Linked DNA regions of Mus musculus: all the other regions are linked to region 5. A link is a loop called in an ENCODE intact Hi-C map of the cell type or tissue named here. Cell type or tissue: heart. All regions are shown on one strand.

What was found. A loop is a pair of places that touch in the nucleus more often than their neighbours do. Peaks named below come from ENCODE experiments on the same cell type or tissue, not always from the same donor. Only the 100,000 strongest peaks of a DNase experiment are listed, where the experiment ranks them.
Region 1: a loop joins it to region 5, with 4 times the contacts of the local background. A loop is called at or near these places in 21 of 42 quality-filtered maps.
Region 2: a loop joins it to region 5, with 7 times the contacts of the local background. A loop is called at or near these places in 36 of 42 quality-filtered maps.
Region 3: it touches region 5 in a loop (7-fold over the local background); 13 of 42 quality-filtered maps call a loop at or near these places.
Region 4: a loop joins it to region 5, with 5 times the contacts of the local background. A loop is called at or near these places in 29 of 42 quality-filtered maps.

What each region holds. Positions count from the first base shown.
Region 1 is chr2:74,962,013-74,967,012 of GRCm38, reverse strand. No RefSeq gene overlaps it. Among named protein-coding and RNA genes, the nearest start is that of Gm46748, 97 kb to the left of the region's middle. In heart, a CTCF peak has its summit at 2,455 (motif pointing right); DNase peaks (open chromatin) are centred at 1,382 and 2,462; H3K27ac peaks cover 424 bases; H3K27me3 peaks cover 430 bases.
Region 2 is chr2:74,700,136-74,705,135 of GRCm38, reverse strand. It overlaps Hoxd9 (homeobox D9), which reads right to left. Exons shown (of 2, transcript NM_013555.4): 2 at 4,928-5,000. It overlaps Gm38462 (predicted gene, 38462), which reads left to right. Exons shown (of 2, transcript NR_164327.1): 2 at 1,514-2,133. It also overlaps a transcript of Hoxd8 not described here. Among named protein-coding and RNA genes, the nearest start is that of Hoxd8, 2.9 kb to the left of the region's middle. In heart, a CTCF peak has its summit at 2,747 (motif pointing left); a DNase peak (open chromatin) is centred at 55; H3K4me3 peaks cover 802 bases; H3K27me3 peaks cover 4,188 bases.
Region 3 is chr2:75,586,396-75,591,395 of GRCm38, reverse strand. The region is part of intron 2 of Gm50595; the gene reads left to right. Among named protein-coding and RNA genes, the nearest start is that of Gm39853, 24 kb to the left of the region's middle. In heart, CTCF peaks have their summits at 984 (motif pointing right) and 2,613 (motif pointing right); a DNase peak (open chromatin) is centred at 1,015; H3K4me3 peaks cover 988 bases; H3K27ac peaks cover 325 bases; H3K27me3 peaks cover 428 bases.
Region 4 is chr2:74,713,483-74,718,482 of GRCm38, reverse strand. The region is part of intron 1 of Hoxd3 (homeobox D3); the gene reads right to left. Hoxd3os1 (homeobox D3, opposite strand 1) reads left to right here and starts at 2,353. Exons shown (of 3, transcript NR_027899.1): 1 at 2,353-2,777; 2 at 4,082-4,212. In heart, a CTCF peak has its summit at 2,553 (motif pointing left); a DNase peak (open chromatin) is centred at 2,502; H3K4me3 peaks cover 698 bases; H3K27me3 peaks cover 5,000 bases.
Region 5 is chr2:75,135,950-75,140,949 of GRCm38, reverse strand. Gm13652 (a long non-coding RNA gene) reads left to right here and starts at 2,975. Exons shown (of 3, transcript XR_374685.4): 1 at 2,975-3,686. It overlaps 2600014E21Rik (a long non-coding RNA gene), which reads right to left and starts at 3,295. Exons shown (of 12, transcript XR_001783367.2): 1 at 1,898-3,295; 2 at 1,577-1,660. In heart, a CTCF peak has its summit at 2,839; a DNase peak (open chromatin) is centred at 3,039; H3K4me3 peaks cover 1,278 bases; H3K27ac peaks cover 789 bases; H3K27me3 peaks cover 3,807 bases.

The sequences.
Region 1 (5,000 bases), 170 kb after region 5:
ATGAAATAAGACACCAATGCAAACGTCCACAAATTATCAACAGCAATATTAACAAAGAGGAAGGAGCCAGATTGTGGGCACAACTCAATGCTAGAGTTTCTGTCTAGCTTATATAAGCCCTGGGTTCAAGTCCCAGCACCAAAACAAAGTGACTTCTGCCGGTCTAGGAAGGAGGTGGCTCATACAGGAGGATATAAGGGAGGCTGTAGTTATCCATGGTTCCTGAAAGTAGACCATCGGGAGTTCTGATTCTGAAGACGACATGCCCTAGCTTTAGGAATTTGGATGAGTTACTTCTCATCAACATCGTCTCTTAATTCTTACTGTTAAATGAAACTATGTATGCTGTAGGGTTGTGGTAAGAGTCAATAAAAGTACTAGTATATTAGATATGTTCAGTAGATATTCAACCTCCACTGATGGTGGGTGTTATTGAAGTCCTTATACTCCAAGGAAGCCGTGCCTAGCACTTTTCAAACTGTGCATAATGACAAAGCAGCCCTCTTTTGGGAGATGAGTATCCACACTACAATACTCGGGGCAAAATCCCATGGCATCTCACAACGGTTTTCTGTGAAGTTAAAGCCACCTTCTCTTCTCAGTACTGGCTTGGATCCCTTATAGGACATTAGAAAGCTCTCTAGAGAGGCAATCAGTGTCTATAGCGAGCTTTGGACACAGAGAGTCCACAATAAAGCCAACCATTAAGCAAACTGTAGCCCTCCATAAGCTGATATTGTCGATTCAAACAGTATCCCTGTCTGTCCGGATTCAACAAGACACTAAAGGCGTGGTAACTCCCGGAAGAGGAGGAAGGCAACAGGCAGTAAGCATCAAGAACCTGCTTTTGGTCTCAGGAGGATGAAGGCGCTGGGGTGGCCATTTCAGCCCTTGTTATTCCTCTCATGTGTCCTAGTAAAACTAAATTACAGATTTCTCATCACTTTTGTGATTCTCAGACTTTGGTGTGCATCAAAAAAACCCAGAAAGTTTGCCAAAACACCAGTGAGTTGGTCCTACCTAGAGTTTCTTATGTAGTACTTGTGGGATGCCCCCACCCCACCCCGTCCGCAGATTTCGGCTGATTTCCCGAAGGTGACAGTGCCGGGCTGAGGAAAGCGCCTGCCTAGCCCAACGGAGGAAGGTTTTTTCGAAAAAACACAATGGCGTTTTGGTCTACCTTCCCCTTTAAAAGAACTCTGACAGTAGTCTAGCCTTCCCAGTCAAGTTCAGTAAGTGCGTCCTGGGAAGTTCCTTAGGGTGGACCCTCAGAAAGGCACTGAGTCAGGAGCCGATGGCTTGCAGCTGCTCTGATGAAACATCCTGTAATCAGAGGCTGCTTGTCTTCGGCAGACCTCCCTTAGCACAAAGGGATCCCAGCCCAGCTGCCTGCTCCTAGTATCCCGGAGCAAAGCCACAGCTGGTCCCTAGGCCGCTTCCCTAATGCTACTAGGAACCAGTGGGTGTGGTGAGGACCTGGGGCCTCTTCGGTAGACTTCCGCCATCTCCTGATTTCCTTCCAGTCTCCACTGTCTTGAGGGAAACTGCTGAAGGTTTGGTTACCATGGCAACCGATCCTCTTTCCAAGGGGAATCCTGGTGTGTGATTTGATGGGGGGGCTACACCGTTTCCCCCCCCCCCAAAAAAAAACCCCAACTATTTTACCAGGAAGAAATCTTTCTTTTTGCAGTAAGAAAATTTTTTTTCCTATCCAAGAACCTCATTTTACATGGCAAACAGTCCTTGGAAGAGTGTGAATTTCCTTATCAAATGAAGCCTGCACCGGCTAGCAGCAGAGGGCAGTTAGCCTTCACCCACAAAGGGACGCTGACAACAGCAATTTTGCCTCTCTATCCAGTTGCATGGAAGTCTTGCTTGGGGTGGGGGGGGCACCTTCCTGGGGGATAGACAGAGGGTGTCTGAGGCCACATATATCTATACACATGCATGCACACTCACACACACACACACACACACACGATAGATAGATAGATAGATAGATAGATAGATAGATAGATAGATAGATAGATAGATAGATAGATAGATAGATAGTTGAGACTTCTCTCTCTTCCTACTGATGGTGATTCATTGAAATCCTATGATCAAAAGCTAAAGACTAGGGACAATGGGCACATGCCTTACCTCCGTTTGTCGTAAAATAGCTGGAATGCCCTTTAAGACTGGAGTCCAACTACGGAGTTAGTGTGCTGATGATATTCAAGACAATTGTACCTGTGAGATATATTTTTTAAATGTTTTTGCTGTCATCTATTTTAAGACCTTAAGTCGAGTTACACATAAAAGAACTAGATCCAGGATGTTTGGGGGGAATTAACAGATGATATTTAGCAAACATGTGGATGGGTCATAAGGAAACATCTGCAGAGAATCTGAGTTGGCACTGGGAAAGGCAGCTGCTTTAGGTTATGAACTGAGCTGAGCTGACGCAATTGAAGGAGCCTCCAGCAGGGGGCACCCTTTTGCAGTAAACTCCGTGGCCTTTATAGCGTTGCTCCTCACCAGCCGACCTTACACATAATTGGCATTTTGAATTCTCTAACCCTCTGCTTCTTCCTTCAAAGCAGACACTCCCCTCGGAGAAATCTTCCTCCCATCCCTAATGAAAATGAACATTTTGATGGGAGGCAGCTCTTGTGGCAAGGATTAAAAGCAAAATCTGAAGAAAAAATAGACAAGTCAATGAAATTAAATGTAGGTTTGTGAAGAAGGTTGAATACATGCCCACAAAAGTTAAAAGATGGTCTTGCCTGCTTTCGCAGCCGGCTGAAACGGCACAAGGAATTCTTAGACCGTCTCATAAAAGCCTGAGCCAACTGTGTGCATGGGTGTGCACATAGGCATCAATATTAAAGTGACCCTCTGTCACTTAACTTCTCAAGGATGAACGGTGTTACTGACAGTGTGGGTATGTGTGAAAAGGACCCTATTTTCTCCAGCCTGTGAATAAATAATTGAAACAGTAGCCCACTCATAATCCAAAACAATTAGCCCCATTTTATACAGACCTAAAACATCTTGAAAACAAATAATTTAGGAACATACAGAATGGTGCCTTCAAACCCAGAATCATAAGTTGAGACTCAAGTGGCTTTATTGTAATCTCTTGCCTCAGACTCCCCAATACTTGGATTACAGGCAGGCACAACTACACCTAACTAAATATTTTAAATAACTTATGTATTTTTTTCTTTCAGATACAATTAGACAGTTTAGCTCATTGCCTCATGTATGCTTCGCAGCTCAGTAGACACATTTGGGCAGCGTTCTCATTTAAAACTTGTTATGGATTTTTTTTTTAATTTGATAGGTTGGGTTTTTTTTTTTTTCATTTTCTTGTAAAGATTTTCTTGCTGGGTTGGTTATTGCATAGCTAGCTCTTGCTGCCCACAAGGCTTCACTCTTTACCATTTCAGGAACATTTGGAAAGCTAATTGAATTATTAATCAAGCTCTCATAAAATCCCAGTGGTTTCTCTCACTGTCCTGGGCACTCTGAAAATATTAAGTCCTCTGAGCCTTATCAGGGGCCCCTACTCTCCCACTTGATCACACAGTGATAAACTGAGACAGAATCAGAATTTGAACCCAGGAAGTCTGAAGCTTAAATCCAAATACTTCACCATGCAGTATCCCCCTTCTCTCTCTCTCTCTCTCTCTCTCTCTCTCTCTCTCTCTCTCTCTCTCTCTCTGTATACAAGTAATAGCAGTATCCAAATTCAGCTAGTATATTAAATGTCGCTGGTACATATTAGATGCTCAACAAAAGTTGGTAGTGAGAGAAGATGGCGGGGTGTGCATATACTGACTGACTCTCAACACCCACTTATAGAAGCAGTGCGCACCAGAATTCAAGTATCCCCGCCCTCCTAAACCTTGCTGAACCAGTTTGCTCACCCTCAGCCCTATTTCTCCGTCTCAGGATAATTCTAGCAGAATCTACTTCATAGGGTTATGGTCTGGACCAGGTCTTTGGAGGGTTAGCTCTGTGTGGATCCGGTTGGAAGATGGTGATACTCGCTACAGTCTCATTTAGAGACGTTTTATGTAAGGGCTTAGTCTGTGGTATCCTAAGAACAAAATCTTCTCAACCCGTCCCCCACGTGAGGTCAAGCAAGAAGCAAGTTCAACCCTTTCTTGAGAGACACAGAAGCATTTGATGATCAATATCGATCTGGGGAGGGGGTGAAAGAAAAGCGAAGATTAAGTGCGCTATTAGAAAATCGGTTATGGACTGAAATTTGCAAGGTTTACAGAGCTCCAAGTTCAATATTCCACCTCTAGAGCCAACATTCTTTAATGTGTGCAAGAGGAAGCTATAAAGTCTGCCCTTGACAGACTCAGGGAACAAGGAAATGGTAATGGGGAGGCTCAGATGGACCAGGCTCTGGACAACAGCAGGGGAGTAGGTTAGCCCCTTCCTTCCTCCTCTCCTCCCCCCTCTCACCCCCAGTTTATCGCTTCTTCCCACCGTGCTCTCACCCACTCATTGAGCCTTCTCCTGTTGCAGAGATGGCATGGGGGAAGAGCTGCCAGCTGGCCTCAGAGAGTGACCAGGGCTGATCACTGCCCGAGGTGGGAGCCATTTCCTCAGATCACCACAAATATGTAAAGTCCACCAGGAAGTTCCACTCGTGTGCTGAACTTTGGGTTCTCATGGCCATGTAGTCCAATTTCAAGGGAGACGTTAACAGCCTTTCCCCCGGTTTCTCTCCAGTCCAACAGAAATGTACACTAGTGAGAACCATAGTATTGCAAAGTAGGTGAATGAAAAACTAGGCCTTGATGGCATTAGAGATGCGAGGAGCTCCAGAATTTTCTAAGGACCACCTAACAGTACTGGAAACTGCTCTCTTGGAGGTGGTCTTGTATTTATACATCTCAGAGTCCTTCAGAAGGCAATTGAAGATTTTTTTAAATCAAAAGGATTGAGAGATAAATCTCAGAGAATTTATTATGCAATCCAAGTCTTCACATTTTGAG
Region 2 (5,000 bases), 440 kb after region 5:
AAAAGAGTGCGCGCGGCCCACGGGGGAGACGCTTAGGCTGGGGCTGCCGAGCCCCCGCTCTGCAGGGAGACGAAAAGAGAACACACCCTCTGCCCGGTGCCACCTCTCACCTCAGCCCTCCCCCCCGCCGCCCCCTCCCAGCGCTGTCGCCGCCGCCGCCGAGGCTGCCGCCCCGGTGCGCGCCGGCGAGGCATTTTCGCGCCCCGCCACTGCGAGGAGAGGGAGCGAGATGGGGGGCGAGATAACCGCGCGGAGGGATCCCGCCGGCGGCGAAGCGGCCCCTGCGCCGGACGGGACGCCGCACGCCGGCCCCGGGATGCCTCCGCCAGCCTTAAAGGGGGCCCATAAAGCCGCACTGCCAAGGGCTCGCGGGGGGCCCCCCGGGTCCGCAGAGAGGGGGCGCGGCCGAACCTTAGCCTTGGGCCAGGCGGGGTGGTCACTCCCAGGAGGCCTCGGAGCAGACGGTCTCTCCTCCAGCAAGGCTCCTGGATCTGCCCAGCAGAGACTGGCTGTGGCTTTTTTTTTTTTCCTTTTTCTTTTTGCATTTCTTACTGTGGACGAGCGAGGTTGACGGATTGATTGGTCCTTGCATTTGTTTGGGCCTAGCTAAGTGGTTTTGATTAAAAAGCCACAATCCAGCCTCCGAATCCTGACCTTATCAAAGCGAATCAAAGTCCTGCTTTTTCCAGCCAAGCAGGCCCTGTGGAAATGAGATGTACATTTACCCTTGACGCACTGCATGCCTGGTTGAGGCTCCCAGGTTAATTGATATTTAATGGAAATCATGCCCATGAATATAGTTTCCATCATTTCACCCTTGATAGACGTCAGTGTTGGCCACAGGGAGGGAGGGGGAGGCGAGAGAATGTGGGAAGGGGACATGAGTGTCGCTGAGAGAGTGAAGAGAAGAGTGGCAGAAACGTTCCCAGTGGGAAGAAGGAATCATGCCGGGGTGGGTGGCATTTCCTAGGGCAGGGCGCAGGGCTCCCGGGTCCCAACCCAGGCGCCCAGACTCGGGCGGGCTGTGGTCCCGGGTGGAGCGCGGCGGGGGCCGGGGGATGGGGCAGGAGAAATTGAATTCCTCAGTCCGCTTTCGGACCGTGCTGGTTCCAGGCAGCTGCAGGCAGACCTTCCCTGTCCTGTGCTTAACGACCTTAGCTCACACACCACTGGGAAAGAACTGCCAGAGACTGGATGCAGGCCTTAGCATAAACTTGATTTTCCCGAGAGAAATAAAGAGAAGGCTCGGAAGTCAAGAGAAGCCTGGTTTGTGGGCGTTAAGGAAGAGACGCAGTGTCATCTGCAGAAGTCCAGGATTAGCATCTTCTGGACTAGGCAGTGCCCTTACCGTGGCACCTGTGCAAATCTGCGTGGCTTTACACCAACAATCGCTTCCCTACACAGTCATCTTCCCCCTCTCGTTTGAATATCCAATAAAAATATATTGATATTCTTATTCTCCCTCCCCCTCTCATCTTTCTACCCCCTTTCCTCTCCCTCCCTCCCCCTTTAGGTGCTGAACCCTTTATCCTTTGGGATAATCCGGTGCCGGGAGGACACCAGGCTCTCTGATCTTGAGGACAGACCTAGAAGATGCACCCCAGCTCACCAAAGACTCTCCAGCTTACACTAAATCACACCGTGCTGACCTCCCACGGCCAAATACAAATGCCTAAAAACCCAGATGGACTCAAAGATTCAGGAGGCCAGAATTTTAACGACCTTCCATCCCTTGCGGGGGTTGTTCAGCCCCTGTGGAAAGAATCGCGAGGTCAGTCCGAGAGGTCTGAATCTCCTTTTTATAAATAAGGTCATCATAGAAAGGCATTTTCGTTAGTAATGTATAACTCAATTATTTCGACAAGGAATAGCTAAAAGTGGTGAAGGTAAACAAATTATTGATGACCCTATAGATGATAAAGACTTGTGTTATTAAAATTTACATTAGAGAGTATAGGGGACGTGTTATTGGGGGTGGTCAAGGGCAAGGGTGTTTTATTAGGTTTCGTTTTTCTTTCAAGTATCCTTCAAATGCGAAGTTTAACAACTGATTCTGACTTTTTAGGATTTGAACTTCTGCCCTGCAAATGTGCAATGAAATGATTTTCTTTTCAATAAAGCCTTGGAGCAAAACTCGGTAACTGTGCCCTTTTTATTCTACTGTTTGGCCTGGATGTTCAGGGGAACGTGGGTGTATTTGGACATTGACTGAATGAATAGGTCTGGGAATGGAATGGGGGGGGGAATTTTGAGGACCCAGATCTCAGTAACACACGGCACTTTTAAAAACTCCATATATTTGGGAGGTTGCCCATGAATATGGCCGTCATTTCTACAGATTCAGGCCTAATTTTTAAAACACAACAACACGTTTTCTCTGATGGCAAAATAATGTGGGTTTTTCAATGTTATTTAAGCATTCTGTCTGTTGTCGGAAAAGAAGAAAAGCTGGTTAACTTCATAAATATCTCTGCTTTTACACATTTCTGTTTTGATGGACTGCATTTACGGTTTATAATTTCTGCACAACGGTTCAGATTTTCTGAAATGCTGACTGAACCAAAATTTTATGCCTTACTAGCACGGCTTGAGAATTTAATAGTTCACGTTGTTTATTTTTGTTAAATTTATCCTAATTTAAGATTAAAAGTAAGATTGTAAATATTTTTAATCAAAACCTTCCTGCACCACAACGCTAGCTTTACGAGATCAGAAAGTGGAGCAACAGCGCTCTCTAGTGGCCAAATGCGGTCGCAAGCCAACCGAGTTTGATTTTCCTTTCATTTGGCTCAAACCAATTCTAATCTTAATTCTTTAGTTTGACTTGGGTTTGGACCGCTGACATTAATACTGCTTCATCTCTTTGACTGTCAACAAGTCAAGTGCAGCAACCATGGGCTCCTGAATACAGAGGAAATTCTCATTTGTGCTCGCAAGAACTTGCAAGTAGCGTGTTTGCCAAAAGCTTCCAGCCTGTCTTTTGCCAGACACCGCAAGTCCCCCATTCTTTAACCTCCCAGCTGTGTTTTTTAGGCACAATTATAGGACAAGCAAGGTTTAACAAAAATCAAAACTTTAAGAATATTAATTGATGAGACTTTTTTTTTTTCAAAGAAAGCAGACATTTTGACAGCTAAAAATTTTCTGGAAGTCAAATATTATTGTTTTTCTCCTAAAAGCTGTTACTCACAACATTAAATCATCAGTATTTGCTAATTCAACTTTCTAATTGTAATGTTTTGGGCCCATTAAACTGGATAATTTGGGGTGGATTAAAGTCAAATTAGAAGCTTTTGCTACATCTCGAGCGCCTGTCCGGAAAGTCCCTGTTGGGCTTATGTGTATTCAAATTTCTCCAGACAATAAATGAGATTTTTTTTTTTTAGGTTGTATAAGTGACAGACTGAACCGAATTGGATAAGCGGTCTATTTGTCTTTTTAAAAAAACAAACAAGCATTACCAAATCAGTGTGTTTCTTGCTAAATTTCTGTCTCTCATTTTCAGAAATGTTTTTGCCAAGTTAGCTTAAATGACTGTATCTGTAATAAGTGAACAAACTTCTATATTTTTGTCTGAAATTTGGTGTGAAGAGGGGTGTAACTCCCCCCTTTCTCACAAGACATAATTCTAAGAGATGCTTGCTTGAGTAAATGGCCCAAGATCACTCCAGGCCATCTCAAGTAACAGCAGAATGACATTATTGTCTCACTTTTATTATTAAAAGAACCAGATAGATCATGGCCACAGTCAAAATATTAAAGAGCTACCCGCCATAGACTATCTCTAACGTTCGCCCCATTTTAAAATTCAGAAATATATCACCTCTCATTTTTATTTTCTGGATGCTCACACCTCGCTGGGGGGCTTCTAAGCCCTTTCCTTCTTGGTCTAGGTCTTGTTTATATTTTATTGTCCAGATTTTAAGACCCAGTTTTGTCTGCATTTTTTCTTTCCTCCCACAAACATCAAAATGAGATGGTTTCAAAGCGAAGCGCCTGGGCTGTCGTAAACTCATTACCTCCAGACGTCTCGCCGGCTCGATGGCTTTATGACACCTTGGCTCTTCCTGTTTTCAAAGAGCTGTAGGTATCCGCCTGGCCTAAGGGGCGGAGGATGCAGCACCTTCGGCCGGATCTGGCCCTTGGCTTTCCCTCCCAGCCCCCATCTGCTTTTTTCTTGGAGTCCCCCTCTTTCATCAGGATCCCCCAAGATCTCTACCATCACCCCCTCCTTCCGCCCAACCCAGGCTGTCCGGCGCCGCGGCCTCCTCTAGGGCCTACAACGCCAGTGATTCGCCTGAACCCTCACAATGACCTTCATTTTAGCCTCTCAAAGCGGCCTCAGAGGGCCAAGCTGGGGGCTAAACATACACAGAAGCTGTTTGAAGGGGATGGGCGGCAGGAGAAGGATATGGGGAGGAGAGCCTTGACCATTTTGGTCCGCTAAGGTCACTTTGGGGCTTTGGTGGGGAGGGGTGGAAGCTCACTGTCCAACCGGCTAGGACCTCCTGGAGCCAGCCAGCCTCGCAGGCCTGGGGGAGTTACTCCAGAGTGCCCTTTCGCTTGTTTGGAGATGGGGGTTGGCGGCTGGGTCTCCAGGATAGAAGTAAGCCAGAGGTGCGGTGTGTCAAAGCTTTAGCAAAAGGGTGCCTGGTTCCTGGCGCCAGTGGCTCTGCAGAGAGGCTCACCCAGGGCCTAAGGCTGGGAATTCATTGTGGCCCTGGCTACAGGATAGTGGAAGTACCAAGACACCTTCCAAAGTTGTGCTCTCCCGCCAGGTGTGCTTACACAATCGGAAGCTTCAAGGTGTCTCAGAGACCCTCCAGGTGCTCGGACCGCCAACCTTTAGCAACGTGTCCCTTTTCAGGGATGGGACAGTCTGATGATTATGTTATTTTGCAAAGACACAGAGAGCAGTCACACAACGTTCAGGGCCAGCGGCTGGGCTCCATTTGTTCAGATCAGCATTTATTTGTTGGAAGCGGTAACATTTACAACTG
Region 3 (5,000 bases), 450 kb before region 5:
CCTCCCTCTCTATTTCTCTCAGTTTTCCCCTCCCCTCTCCTCCCCTCCCACTGAGGTCCACTCCCTTTCTGTCTTTCCTTAGAAAACAAACAGGCTTCTAAGGGATAATAATAAAATATAATGAGATAAAACAAAAACAAATCAGAATCTAACAAAACAAACAAACAGAAGGCACAAGAACTCAAGAAAAGGCACAAGAATCAGCTGCAGACAAAGAGACTCACTTCTTGGCACACCCATAAAACCGCAAACCTGGAATCCATGGTGTATACACAAAACCTATAAAGTAAAACTAATTGTAATAAAATAACAGTAACTTTTTCTTGCACCACCACTACCCGGTGTATTTATTTATTTATTTTAATAAAAAAGCTCTGACGTAAGGAGTTAGGAGACAAGGAACCTTAAAGTCACCACTGGGTTCCTTTTCAGTCGGCCTCTCCTGTTGGGCACTGCAGCCTGCCCTTAAGAGTGGTTTGTTTCTCCAGTGAGACTTCCTTGGAGAAAACAAAATTTTCATTTCCAAGTGGTTATAGATTGGAGAGAGTTTCTGGATTAGCACTGTGGAGTGTGTCCTCTCCTCCTTTCATCTGCATCTGGTGCAGGACACCCCCCCCCCCCCGCCCCGCCCCGCGTGCTACCTCCATCTCTGGGAGTTCATATGTGCACCAGTCCTGTTGTGTTTAAAAGTCTTGTTTCCTTGGTATCTTCCACCCCTCTGGCTCTTTTTGCCTCCTCTTCCCCTCCGGGTTTCCTGAGCCCCAAAGGAAGGGCTGAATAATATTTATATTTGAAAAGACAGTCTTGAAGCTTTTGTGAGTTAATGCATTTGACACTTTCTTTTAAAATATGTCCCCTTCCTCGTCGGTTTGACTATAGTATGAAGAAAAGTGTATTTATTGGCGAACTATAGGGGTTGCAGATTTTTATATAACCCACCATGTCTTGATGACACCCCAGGCAGATCGTGTCCACTAGGTGGCGCGCATGGGCCTTCGCTGTAATGCTGTGGGTTTTCTAAACCAGGCTAGGGAGCGCTGTGCTATCCCTGGTGAGGCAGCTTGCCCAAGACCAACTCCAAATGCCTTAAGCCTGGGGTTCCCACAGCTGCAGCTTGCAGCCTGATCAACCTCAAACCGCAGGCTGCAAAACCAGAAGCCCCTGAAGCGGCTTCAAACCAAAACACTGAGGTGGACAATGCCATGGCTATTTAGAGGAAAGGGATAAAGACACGAGGGGAGCATTAAAAAGAACGAGATCCTTCTGCACTGGTTTTCATGACAGTATAATTTTCTCTCATGTTGTAAGGTTGAGCACAACGTGAAATCGAGGCTAGATTCTGATGCAGATTTCAGAGTGGGAGGGGAAGGCATTTTGTTTTTCTTTAGGAGAGCGCCAGCTGATTCCCTTTATTTTCCAGATGAAACGCTGACGGCTTTGTCATAGTTTTATCCTTTATTACTGGTCTAAAAAGGGACAGGTGTCTTCCTTCCAATCCGAAGCAGCAAGTAATGGCTTTGGCATCATTTCTTTGCCTCTTTTAAGTTTATGGAAACCCATTTCTCATTGTTAGGCTAAAGATGCAGATCAGAACGGAGGAGCCTGATTCTTGTCACAGGAAGGCTGCTTCTCAGGCGATTAGAAAGCAGCAGCCGGGAGTCTTGACAGGAACGCGTGACAGATAGCTATGGCAACGCAGTTACAGACCCCGCACGCAGGGCCTCCAAAGCCCTGGGTTACCCCGCACGCACGCGTACAACTCTGCTTAGGAGCAACCCTGAGACCGGTTCTACGCGTTTCTGCAAAGCTTGCCTGTGCTGGTTTATCTGAGCTGGCTGAAGGCGGTGGGGGAACACGAGGCCTTTTTCCTGTAGTGTAGCTCAATGCAGCAGCATCTCTGTCTTGGGTTCAAGGGTACCCCGATTCTGTAATTACAGATCGGCAAGCTCATTTTGATTTCGGCCAAAATAACTCTTAAAAAATTTAAAGGTATCTTTGTGTGTCTGGTGTTTTGCCTGCACCATATCCTGAGCACAAAATAAGATTTTTTTAAAAGTCAAATTTATAGTTCCTGTAAAATAATAATAAAAGTACCTTTTTTTGTACTTGCCCAGGGTTCTTATGTATGTAATCCTCTTTTTATGGTGCTGATGGCAGGCTTTCAATGGATTTCTTAAGATCTCTTCCAATGGTATATAATCTTGGTTCAGAAATATGCATTAGTTCAACAAACCCAGACAGAAAAGTAATTAGGGGTGTATGGAAATAGTGGAGTAGGGACAGAGTGATTCTTTTAAAATGGGCTTTCCTAATAATTTCGTTTACTTAAAGAAAGGTGGGTGAACTATCTGCATTTCTGGAAGGCGTGTTGCCTCTTATTCAACCTGTGCTTATTGTTTCAAAAGACAGGAATTAACAAGCAGAAATAAAGCACCTTTTCTACAGCAAAACATTTAATTTTACTTACTAAAATGTTAGATTTCAATACAGACCCAGGAGCCAGCAATGTCTGATATATTACTAGAGAAACATCTGGAAGTGGCTGTAAGGACGGCTGAGTGAGTGTAAGGTTCGCGATATCATCTCTGGATGTAATATACTTCTTACCTCTGGGTGGCGCTGTTCAACTGCTTCTTGTTTTTATGTGCCGTTGAAAACCTTTGCTTCCTGTTAGATGCATTCCTGAAAGAATCTGTTAAAGAGACATTTCCTCTATCCACAGTTACGCCTTAAATAACTTTCTTGTCACATGGATATAAATTTAAAGTGGTTGTGATATGCCATTTTAATTACCAAAAGATGACCAAATAATATTAAAGATTGTTTATATGGGCAATTGGCCAGGTTAAAAACCCGATCTCATCTTGCTGGAGAAGAAATCATCTATTTACATTTTGATAGGCATTTAACCTGAAAAGACCATTCAAACACTAGAGTTTTAGTTTAAATTTGTTGTCACTTTTAAATCCATAAAGATGTTTCAGTAGAAGCCAGTTTTATGAAAGGGAAGGGTAGATATTGGGAAAAACTCCAACCAATTAAAATGTTATTTAAAAATCTAACATTAGTCACTAAGATAGTATTTTCACTTAAATTCAAAGCTAAACACCTTCAATATTAAACAAAACAATACAAAACAAAACAACAACAACCACAACACACACACAGAACAAAAACCTTCAGAAACCTATCTTTATCTTCAGAATTCTTCTTTCCAGAACAGGATTGCTTTAGTAAGTAGCAATTATGTTTACAATCTTGGAAAATGTATGGTAGGTAGCCATTACATCTCTTACAAACCCACAGTGAGTTAGTATTGTGGGCCAAGAGAACACATGTCGGTTGGTTTTTAAGACGTCTAATTCTTTATTCAAAACTCAGGGCCAGTCAGAAATGCCAGATGAAGGGGTTATAATGCCAAAGTTAATTTTGTTTTGTCATATACAAAGTAGTTAATGTAAAAATTATTGATTGATATTCTCCCTCTTTTAACTCTTTTAGGACTCAATATTTAAAGCAAAACTAATTTATCTAGGTGTTCTACTGCACAAAATTAATTCTACTGGGACAGGCGAGGCCAAGCCTCATTATGAAACGGTTGGTTCCCTTGCTGAACCAGCCTAAGCAGGTTGCTTTAGTTTTTCAAAATTAGGTACAACAAAGAATTTAACCCTTGAGATGCTGGGGAACTGGCCTTCAGTATTATACTACCTGGGCCATGGGATGGGACAGGAGACATGTCTTCTCCTGTGGGTTCTGCCTAGGACACAGGTGAGGTGAGGTGATTTATATACCAGGGTATGTGTTCATTAAAACCAGTGTTTTTCAGCCTTCCTAATGCTGTGACCCTTTAATACAGTTCCTCATGTTGTGACGATCCCAACCCTAAAATTATTTTCATTGCTACTGCATAGCTGTAATTTTGCTACTGTTATGAATTGTAATGTAAGTATTTTTGGAGATAGAAGTTTGCCAAGGGGTTCCCACTCACAGGTTAAGAACCACTGATTAAAACAATTAATCGAAAATATTCCTTGGGGCGTGGTGGCACACGCCTTTAATCCCAGCACTCGGGAGGCAGAGGCAGGCGGATTTCTGAGTTTGAGGTCAGCCTTGTCTACAAAGTGAGTTCCAGGACAGCCAGGGCTATACAGAGAAATCCTGTCTCAAAAAAAAAAAAAAAAAATATATATATATATATTTCTAGTATGTACCACTGTATTTCAGACCTTGCCTTTAAAAATGTGTGTGTGTGTGTGTGTGTGTGTGTGTGTATTGGGCATGGTAGCATATGCCTTTAACCCCAGCATTCAGAGGCAGAGGCAGGCAAATCTCTGTGATTCTACATAGTGAGTTCCAGGACAGCCAGGCTACATTGTGAAACCCTGTCTAAAAAAATTATATGAAAATAGTGAACTTCTTTCCCTGGGTGGCCAAATAGTTGTTCAGATTTGCTTAATTTCTGAATTAAGTATATATTACTGAATTAAGTAGTATAGCCACTAGGCATTGGTTATTGGGTATAGCTATAGCTTTCCTTCCCTCCTTGTGTGTGTTTTTCTTTTAGTATTTGTGCAAAAGTATTATTGGGGATTTTAAAATGTCTTTTGTTTTTAGTGTCTGAGGACCAAACCTATGAACCCTGTCACTGAAGCGCACCTCTAGCCCCGCACGTCTGGTTGTGTATGTACTTTTTGTTAAATGTAGCCGTCCTAAGCATGGAAAGTCTTGAGGCTAAGCTACTTCTTTTGTTCATTTTGAGCATTTTGAGCGCATTTTGTTTTCATAGACGTAGTTTTCTTCATTTAATGTGCCTCATTTCCCACCAGAATGTTACGAGTGGGTGCAATATATTTCCTCCTTGTAGCTGTCAAGGAATACTTATTTGTAAAAAAAGATTTATTTATTTTATGCATGTAAGTGTTTTGTCTGCGGATATGTATGTACACCACATGTGTGCCCGGTCCCCAAAGAGGCCAGAAGAGGACATTAGGTCCCCT
Region 4 (5,000 bases), 420 kb after region 5:
GTGTGTGTGTGTGTGTGTGTGTGTGTGTGTGGTGTGTGTGTGTGTGTGTGTGTGTGTGTGTGTGTGTGTGTGTGTGTGGTGTGTGTGTGTGTGTGTGTGTGTGTGTGTGTGTGAGGTTACAACCTGAAGTGGTGTTCATGAGATTCTTCATAAGAGAGGAGAATTTCAACCAAGCGCAGAGGCACACACCTACAACCAACCCTCACTTGTGGGAGGCTGGGGCAGGATGATTGACAGTTTGTGACAAGTTTGAGCTTCGCAACAGGGTCCTATCTCCAAATTTTTGTTTGTTCCTTTCAAGGAAATGGAAGGACCTTGGAAAACTTGAAGGATAAGTCCTTCCAAAAGCACACTTTGTCACTACCCTTGCCCAAGTTAGGACTTGGGTTTGGCCATGGCCACGATGCCTAAATCACAGGGTTCAGGTAGATTAAGCTAGGGAGAAGGGCCTGGCTTTTTCCTTTCTTACTCCACCCCATTCACAGTCCAGGTGACTAGGATGCCCTGGGACTGTACAAGAATGACCCTCTGGGTGGGTGCGGCTGACAGGACAACAGGGTGATGCTGAAAGGGACTAGAGGACCTGACAGTGAGCTTAGGAGAGACTGCAAGCCCTCCCAAGAAGTTCCAAACACACCTACTGGAGTGTAAGGCCACCTGTTAAAGAGCCAAGAGAGCTTTCCTCCTGGGTACTAGACACTGAGATCTGAGAGGCCATTGCCAATGACACCTGACCAAGATTTATTTTATTGCTTTGTTTCATTGAGATAGGGACTTGCTAAGTAGTCTAGGCTGGGTTTGAACTCCATATGAAGCCTAGGCTGGCCTCAAATTCAAATGTTGATCCTTCTGCTGCCGCTTCCTAAGTGTGGGGACTATAGGCATGAACCATCATGTCCAGTTTAGGTCTCTTTTATCCTGTATAGAACTCAAGGATTTAGTGAGAAAATAAGCTAGTTTCTTTTGCCTGGAAAATCCAAGGTCTTACTTATGAGAAAGCGGGGCCAATACCATTAATGGTGTTAAATGTTTATGTGCCGAAGCACTGTTTTAAGTACTTAGCTAATAAGTATACTCAACACAGTTAGGATTGTGCTCAATATAAAAGTAACATGGAAGTAAAAACTAAGACATGTGTGGTGGGCTTACACCCCATGGTACCCTGGGGACTGCCATAAGGATTGCCATAAGTCCAAGGCCAGTCTGGTAACATAATGACATCCTGTCTCTAAAAAAGTAAGATCCTCATAAGAACTCTTGATGATACTCTTTCTATTCCTACTTTCAAAGAAGGAAATGAGCTCAAAGACATTGTCCTGCTCACTGAAGGCCAAGCATCAAGCAAGTGTAGGGTTTGAATTTGAACCCAATTAAGCCTGAACTTAGTTTAGAACCTGCTCTTGGCACTTGCAAAACCCAGCGTGAGGAATGCATAGACCCCGTAATTTCATGCATAAAATGGAAGAAATTACTCACCTATAGTGTGGTAACTAAAAAAAAAAAAAAAAAACACAAAAACAAAAACAAAACCCAGATAGTCATGATTGTAACTCCAGGGGCTTTGGGTATGCCCAGTGTAGACAAAGAAGAAACTCAGGACCAGGAGAATAAAGAGCTAAGCAGGAGACACCCTTAACCCATGGCTCTCCAACCTATGTACATATCTTCATTGCCTTGGGGAGAGTGTTTTCAGGATGCCTGGACACTGCTTCTTGACATTTGAATTCAGGGTGTTTGGTGTGGAACCTAGAAACCTCATTTATCCAGACATTTGGGCTCACACAGACCTCTGAGAATCATTGCCCTAAATTAACAAAGAGGGGGACATTGCTAGGGGTCAACTGAGGATCAGTGAAGCTGGGTGAGTTGTCACCTTTGAACGGAGACCAGCCGGCGAACCACACAGTAGGCCTGCGACGAGCACAGTGGTGAGGCAGGAGTGTTGGGGACAGAAGTCCACACACCAGCATGATTCGCAAGCTATGGGGTGCAGGTGGGATTGCCTCAGACTTTCAGAGAGTCAGAAATGTGTCACAGGGCCCAGGCGCTGTTCTAAATTAGCAGGAGGAGGTCAGTTGCCTTGCTAGAAAGGGTCTCCATCCATGCTGTGCTTCCCCAAGCTGCCTGTCCTGGGTACTAGGAACTTGGGACAAGTGAAAGGCAAGAACTGAAGCTGTTCATGGGGTGCTGCTTCTCACTGGGGCCCTGAGGTTTAGGAACAGCTTGCTCTATCACAAAATCTGGTTGCCTGTTCCTAGAGTACAGAATGAGGAAATAACGCCCCCTCTGGGTCGCCGAGGGAAACAAGGTGGCCTTTCACCCCGGCATCAGTTTTCAGGTTCCAAAGACCTCAGAGATGCCTGGTTGAGGGCAGCTGGCGGACAAGTGATCACACCACCCACCCTTGTCTGATGCCACGCACGCTGAGCGCTGAGCGAGCTGAGGTGGAAGGCGGGGCAGAAGAACGGGTGGCTCTTGTGTCCTCCCATTCCCCTCCCACCCAGGGCATGGGCGGCATCGGCGAAGCCAGCGAGACGCTTGTCCTACAGCGCCTCCTCCTGGACAAAGCTCCAGACAACCGAAAAGGGACACCACCAGCCCTAGAAAACCTAGACTAGGCACTTCCTTCCTGGGACATCAGAAGTTGATTCTGCCACGTCCACTGGAGAGGCAAAAAGGAGTCCAAAAGTCCTTGAGGCTACCTCTTACCGCCCCACCCCCAGCTCAGACAACAAGCCTGTGACCCAGAAGCGAGCATCTCATCTCTCCTTGATTAGGTGAGGCAGGAGGAAAATCCCTCCAGTTTGTTTGTTTGTTTGTTTGTTTGTTTGTTTATTTATTTACTTATTTGTTTATCTGATTGCTCTCTGCTGAGCCTGAGCTTTAGAATGTGCTGTGCTGGTGTTCGTTACAAGAACGATCGTCCCGAAGTTTGTCAGTTTGAACGGGCACCAGGAAGAAAGGCCTTTTCCCAGAGCCGCAGCGCCAGTCTGAAAAAAAAAAAAAACTATTTCTGAGGGTCGTGTGTGTGTGTGTGTGTGTGTGTGTGTGTGTGTGTGTGTGTGTACACCTGGAAAAGAAAAAAATTCTACTCACTACTAGCTCATATTTGCAACCTATTTCTAGTGTACAGACACATTAGGGTGGGGTGGTTTAAGTCTAAGATTGAAAGTAATTGTAGTCAAGGGTAAAGTCGTGGCTATCTTTAGATGAAAGGAAGAAACGGTGAGCAGCAAAGCCTAAGGAAGGGGTAATGGGTCTGGTTATCTCCTCCTATCGCTCCCTCCCCCAGTCTGTGCAGTACTGGGTCAATCCCTGGGCTGGGCTATTTCACTGCACATGCGCTGGGCGTGCGCGGCCCCGCACTGCAGAGGCTCTGAGCGATGCCGCCTCAAGCACAGTGCCGGGGGTTCCAACGCACACCACTCCAGCGCCTGGCTGTGGAAGGACTCGAGAATCCTATCTAAAAGAGGCATGAAACACGTGGTTTTCTTTTGCAGGAAAATCTGAATTAATGCCTCAAATCAATCTTTCTAGTCTGGTTCAATCAAATCAACAAAATCTCCATGTTGCAGATGGACACTCAGTGTTGTCTTTGAATTAGAATTTTCACATATGGGGTGCAGCTTCTCCCTGTCATCTGTTAACAGAGAGGGGGAACACCACCCTGGGTTTAGAGAGCATAATTTCTCCTCTAGTTTTGCAAAACTATCAAGTCTAGGAGATACTTTCCTTTGAAACAATGGTATCTATTTTTATCATTTCCGAAAAAGTGCACCTAAATTGGATTTAAATCGGAATTCCGAGTTCTTGGTTGCTTCTCCACAGCTTCCTGTGCCCCCGAAAACCCTCACTGGCCTCCGCCGCACTGCGACAAGGCCGTAAACACCTCTAACAGCTGCCTGCCAGCCCAGGGTGAAATACTGTCTTTGTTCCGGTTTCCCCTGCCTCTTGGACTCAGAGAACAGAATTCTGGCAAAATATACGTATTAGTAGAAAGATATGATAGGAAAAAGACGGTTGATTTTCAGCCAGTTTTCTTGGCTACGTTTGTAATAGCGAACTTTGCTTTATTTCCTAGACTTTCCAGAGACTGCACTCCCAGCTCTTGTGTCCACCCAAGAAGAAACCAAGGCCAGGACATTGGCTCCCCAGTCTATAAATAGAAGTTTGGACCCAGGACGCTGGGAGTTTTGCCCAGAAACCTCTAAGGTCTTAGGCTCCGAATAATCTTTAAATTTCGTTTCTTTTTCTCTCCGGTTTTCTTTCCTTTTTTGTTTATTTTTTGTTGTTAGGTTCACAGAGACAATGAAGGCAGTTATGGCGGTGTCAGCCTCTTAGCCTTTCCTTGTAGAGAAAATGTGCGACTTCCCAAACGTTTATTTCTCAAGTGGCAACCAACCGTTTCTTTCCAATAAGCTTTGAATATCACCACGAGGCTCACAATGATACCCTACATCCTCCATGTTTGCACCTGGCACCACCTTCCTCTGTGTAATCAGAACCACGTTCTTCACCGAAACACGCTGGGCCACCAAACCCAGGAAAAAGCAGCTGAAACCCCAAACCTACAACTTGGCCAGCCGAGCATCCAGCCCACCCCAGCCCCACCCAGCCTCAGAACTCCAAGTCCACCCCCAGCCCCACCCAGACTCAGGCCATCAAGTCTTTGAGCCCCACCCAACTTCAATGAACCTAGCTAGCTGCAGGGCCTATGGACGCAGTCAAGGAGCTTGTTTTTCCAAAGGGAATGTTTCCTCTTACTCTCAGCGTCATCAATGTGTAATAGGGAACTGCTTACAAGATACAGACGCTCCGAATAAAAATAAAATAAGAAACAAAAACCCACTCCAGAGACAGTGAGCCCTCTGAGTTACCGACCCAGAACAATTCTGCAGACATCAACTGGTCCTCCATTTTGAAATGAGAGTGATTCCATCCTTAATTACTAAAAACACCTTTCTACAAACATATCACCTATTGTTCACAAGTATTTGTAC
Region 5 (5,000 bases):
CCCATTTTACAGATCAAAGAAACTAAGCCCAGAGAGGCTGGCATGTCCAACACCACACAAAAAATGCAGAGCAGAATGGGAGTGAAGCCAATTGAGGGCTTTTTTGGAGTTGGCCCAGGAGACCGTGCCACCTGCCCTTAGACAGCTCCTGGCCTGATGAGGGAAGCCTTTGGGCTTCTAGCTTGGCTCCTCACTCATCTCTCTGAAGGTGGGTTTTCTGGATGAAGCAATTGAGATTCTTTCTTCTCAGTACTGACAGCTCCAGAGAGCTACACCCCTGTGGACAGAGTAAGTGCCAACCATGCTGGTCACCAATTATAATGCTTCAGCCAGCCCCGCCCCCTTTGAAAGCAGAGCTGCAAAAGTCCAATTATAAAGTATCTACCACAAAAGAGATATACTTCATACTTCAATAAAAACCAAATTTTAACCAGAAAGCTGTTACAATCTTTGAAGAATTGTCCCAATTGCTCTGGACACAAGCTTTTTGAAACACTGAATTGTTATACAGAATAAAAACGAAGAGTGTCCCCTTGATTCCCACACATGGGCACAGGTCTCTTTCTTAAAGCCCTGTGAGTTTTGGATAGACACAGTCTGAGCCCTTTTCTCTATCTCTCAAAATAAGAGGCAAAGAACATGAACCACCAGTTATAGCCAGGACAGAGAAGGACCAATTCCTCAGAACCTAACATCACTTTCTTCCTGGGCCTTTCCACTGCTAGGGAAATCTTAAGAAGAAAAAGAAGGGGGGGCGGAGGAGCAGGAGCAGGAGCAGGAGGAGGGGCAAGGGAAGAAGAACGAGGAAGGGGTGGTAAAAAGAAAGAAGAGGAGGAGGAGGAGGAAGAGGAGGAGGAGGAGGAGGAGGAGGAGGAGGAGGAGGAAGAAGAAGAAGAAGAAGAAGAAGAAGAAGAAGAAGAAGAAGAAGAAGAAGAAGAAGAAGAAGAAGAAAAGAAGAAAAAGAAAAATCTGGCTCACATTTGCAAATTGAAAGCATCTATAAAAAGAGCAAAATGGTTGCTGAAATAATTTAAGCACATTATTGTTTCTTTTAAGGATAAGCACAATCCTTTATTGTGTTCCTTTCAGAGCCTAGACCATCAAAGACAGGCTACCAGACCAAGTACTAAATTTTGTTCATGGTTAACGAATGACACAGAAAACTTAAAACTGCTCCCTTGCAGCCAAAATCAAAGAGCCCTCATGAGCAGACTCCTGGCACCCAGGGGGGAGAGTTACAGCGATAGTGAGGGAGGCAGTCCAGGGAGAGGCACACATTTCCAGGGGTCATATCAAATAATGCCACAACAGAAAACCACAACTAGATGTGTTGGAAGCACACACACACACACACACACACACACTCTTAAAAACTGTTGCCAAAGTCCTTCAAAGCCAAAGTCTAGAAGAACTCTGGGGTTATGGACACAGCAACAGCCATTTCAAAATCATCACTCCATTTACGAGTCCAATATCCATCCCTCTTATCACTCTGGCACACTACTTAGGAAATAACAGAGAAAGAGAAATATGAAGCTAGAGGCAGAAAATTTAATTAAAAAACAAAGCCACCCACCTTGCTTTCAGGGTCAGGAAGTACAAATGGCCTTCTTTTGTAGCAAGATTGAACTTAACACGGGTATGTCAAATGGCCATGTATCTGTTTAAAGAAATAGAAAATTGGCTTTTAAAAGGAAATAAAAGGTGTAGGCTCTCAGTCCTTCTCATTGCAAGTCTTAACCCCTCAAAGATAAAAAATAAATAAATAAAAAATGAAATAGAACACTAGCTCTCTGGTCAGGCAGAAGGCAGGGTCTCCACCGTTCCTCTGGTTTGCAAAAACAAAATAAAACCAAACAGCAACTGCAAACAGTGTTGTTTGCAGGAGGGTACAGACCTTAAAACAACTCGCGCCCTCCTGGGTCCCCAAAGCCTTCAGTGTGAGCTGTAGAAGCTGCACTCTCAACGCCAATGACACCATCGGCTGCTTAAATGGCACAAAAGTACACTTAGTACGAGAGCAAAGTGACTGACAGGGATCCGCCGAGCCAGCCCCACTGCCACTAGACCTGCCTTAAAGGCTCACACAAGGAGTATAAAAAGAAAAGCACATTTTGCAATAGAATAAATTCTTTTTTTTTTATTGAGACCGCGGAAAGTCACATGACCCTGAATGTAGCCTTTTAGGAAAGCAACAGAAGTGGTAAAGAAAGGAGTGTGTGTGAGTGTGTGTGTTGGGGGCTGGGGGGAACTGCCTTCTTCCTCTGCTGCCTCCCAGCCTGTCCGCCGCAGTCCACATTCTTCTGGGCGCATCTGTGGAGCTATTAAGTGGGATAATCCCTCTGGCCTTTGATACATTTCTGGACATGATTATTTCATTACTCGCAGTATATCAGTAGGATCATAATAAAAAGGACTTCTGACAACCTGCCAAGAGTTTTGTGGCCTTGTAAACACAAAAGTGCTCTAATAAAATTTTATTAAGTGTTAAAAAGTCATAAAAAGTGAAATAACATAAACTACAAAATTTACTGTCCTCAGCAAATGCTGAAAATATCGTCCACAGTAAAATTAAATTAGCATGTAATAGACAGAGCAGCAGTGTAGAGTGGGTTTAAAAGAGGATCCAGGGGGAAAATGACACTGTAACCTAATCAGGGTCACGGGGATTTAATTCGGATCCCCCCGCCCCAAATGTGAATAAATGTGCTGATTACAGACAAGAGCTCCGGGGTTACCAGAACCTCGCACATTGTCAATACTTTGCAAGAAATAATATATTGCAGATTGTAAGGCGCGCGGGGAAACCCAGCCGGCGTCCGGGGGCAGCGGCGCGGGCCAGGGTGTCCACTAGGGCGCGCTGTGAGACCGGGAATCTCCAGCAGGGTGCCCACGCCGCCCGGGGCCCTCGCACTCCGAGCCTCGCCCCCTCCAAATCATATTTACAGTGCGAGGGTCTCCCCCACCCACTCCTGTGACATTTTCTCCAAATCGGAAGAAAATGAAGTGTAGGTCGAGCTTTGCCGCGGGCAGCCCTCAGTTCCCCTCTTTCGGATCAAGAGCCTGGATGTGGGAGACGTTGTCCACTGTGATGCTAAGCCTGGGGGTGGGGGGAGCATTGGGGGAGGGGGCAGGCCAGCGCTCCTGGAGTGACCGTCCCCCCAAAGTAAGGCCGAAGATGACACGAGGCCGATGTCCAGCTCGTCTTAGGCCTCCGAGGCGCTCCAAAGGCTAACGGGGGTCAAGTCCGTTCCCGCTGGGGACAAGTGCATCAGCTCCAGAACGACCTCTCCCTTGCTTAGCCCTGCCCCGGGAGATCAGAGTGACCCAACGCCCTGGGGTACCGGCTCCCGCCTCCCTGTCGTCTCGTCTTGTTGGGCCAATCGTCTGGCTCTGGGTCGCTGCCCGGGCGCACGGGCTCAGGAAGGCAGCAGCTGCACGGGGTTCCCATTCCACCCGGGACAGGTATGGACCGGCCGGGCCCCTGGAGAGAGTCTCCTCTGAGCCCATCGCTGAGGCTCCGCCGGGAAAAGAGTAAACCTTCCTCTCCACGCTACTCCAAGTGGACACTGATGGGCAGGAAAAGGCTGGAACGAAAAGCCCTGGCCTTTGCTGGCCTCGATGGCTTTGCAGAAGAGAGGTGGCCTCCACCCACGTCTCCCCTCCCCCTCCGCGCCACACAGCAGGTTTGTAAAGAGAGGGATGCAAGTTTTGAAAGTTATGTTCTTCCAAGGAGAAAGGTGTTGGTCATGGTGCCCATAAGTGCTTTTTAGCCACAGAAAGTCAACATGTCACCTCTGTTTCTGCAATCCCCAAATGATGGTAATGCTGACTCTGAAGAGAGCGTGTGTTAATTGGAAGTTAGTGAAATGGGAAATGAGTGGGCAGTGACGTGTTTCGGGGCATTATTTCTCCTTAGGGATGGCCAAGGTCTGAGGCTCCATTTAAGAATTGGCCATTTTGCCAGAAACTATGTGCTTTTAGTCAAATCCAATTAAAGCCTGGAGTGGTGAGTTCACAGGCTCACACCGGGTCCTAGGGGGTCCCCGAAGAGGCTTCCGCCACAGCTACTAGCCTAAAGACAGCTTGTAGTTGCAGTTTTCCAGGTAGCAGGACGCCTTGAGGTGGGTGCACAAAGGCAAAGAGAATCCCCAAGCCGGCGAGGGGCAGAACTCACTGATTAACACGCCCCATGCTGCTTGCAGAGGGTGCGATGGCCCCTACCTGTACATACTTCTTGGTTTTTGAGAAGGGTGTTTGACTATTTTTAAATGGCAATGTTTCTCATCATCTGCAAAATACAGTGTTGAATTTTAAGTAGGTTGGAACAGAGGGCTTAAAAAAGTAAACACATCAATTTAATGTGATTTGACTGTTGCTATAAAGGCGTTGAGGGTTAATACAAACAGAACTTAAAGGAATGGATATATAACTGATACAGTTCCTCTTTGGGGCCATGTGTCTGTCTGTGGGGATGGAGCAGGTGGCACTGCAGACAGCAACTGTGGATGTGGTGGGTCATTACTACCTTTTACTGCCTATAAATACTTCCCCCTAATGGGTCAGAATGAGAGATTTTCATTTAAAACTCGTAAACTTGTTTTCTTGCACTTATGAAGTTCACGGAACTTCTACTTGCACTATTCTGTTCTGTGTTCGCATTTTAGATTAAAAAAATCTGTTCTTCAATTTTAAAAGTATATTCATAAATGTTAAAACATCACAACTATTTCACCTTTCTCCAGCTACACATGGGATCGTGGTAGTCAGTCTTTTTATTATTATTATTAATTATTATTATTATTATTATTATTATTAATTGAAGAAGATAGCTACAACCCCATTCAAGATATTTAGAAAGGGCTTCCAAGCTTGTAACTCTATATCAGATTGCAATTTATATTAAAATTTGAGGTCAAACATTTTCATAAGGAAACTTGATGCATATGTTCTAAAAGAGTATAAGTATATTCTGTAAAAATGGCTTCCCTATGCTATAT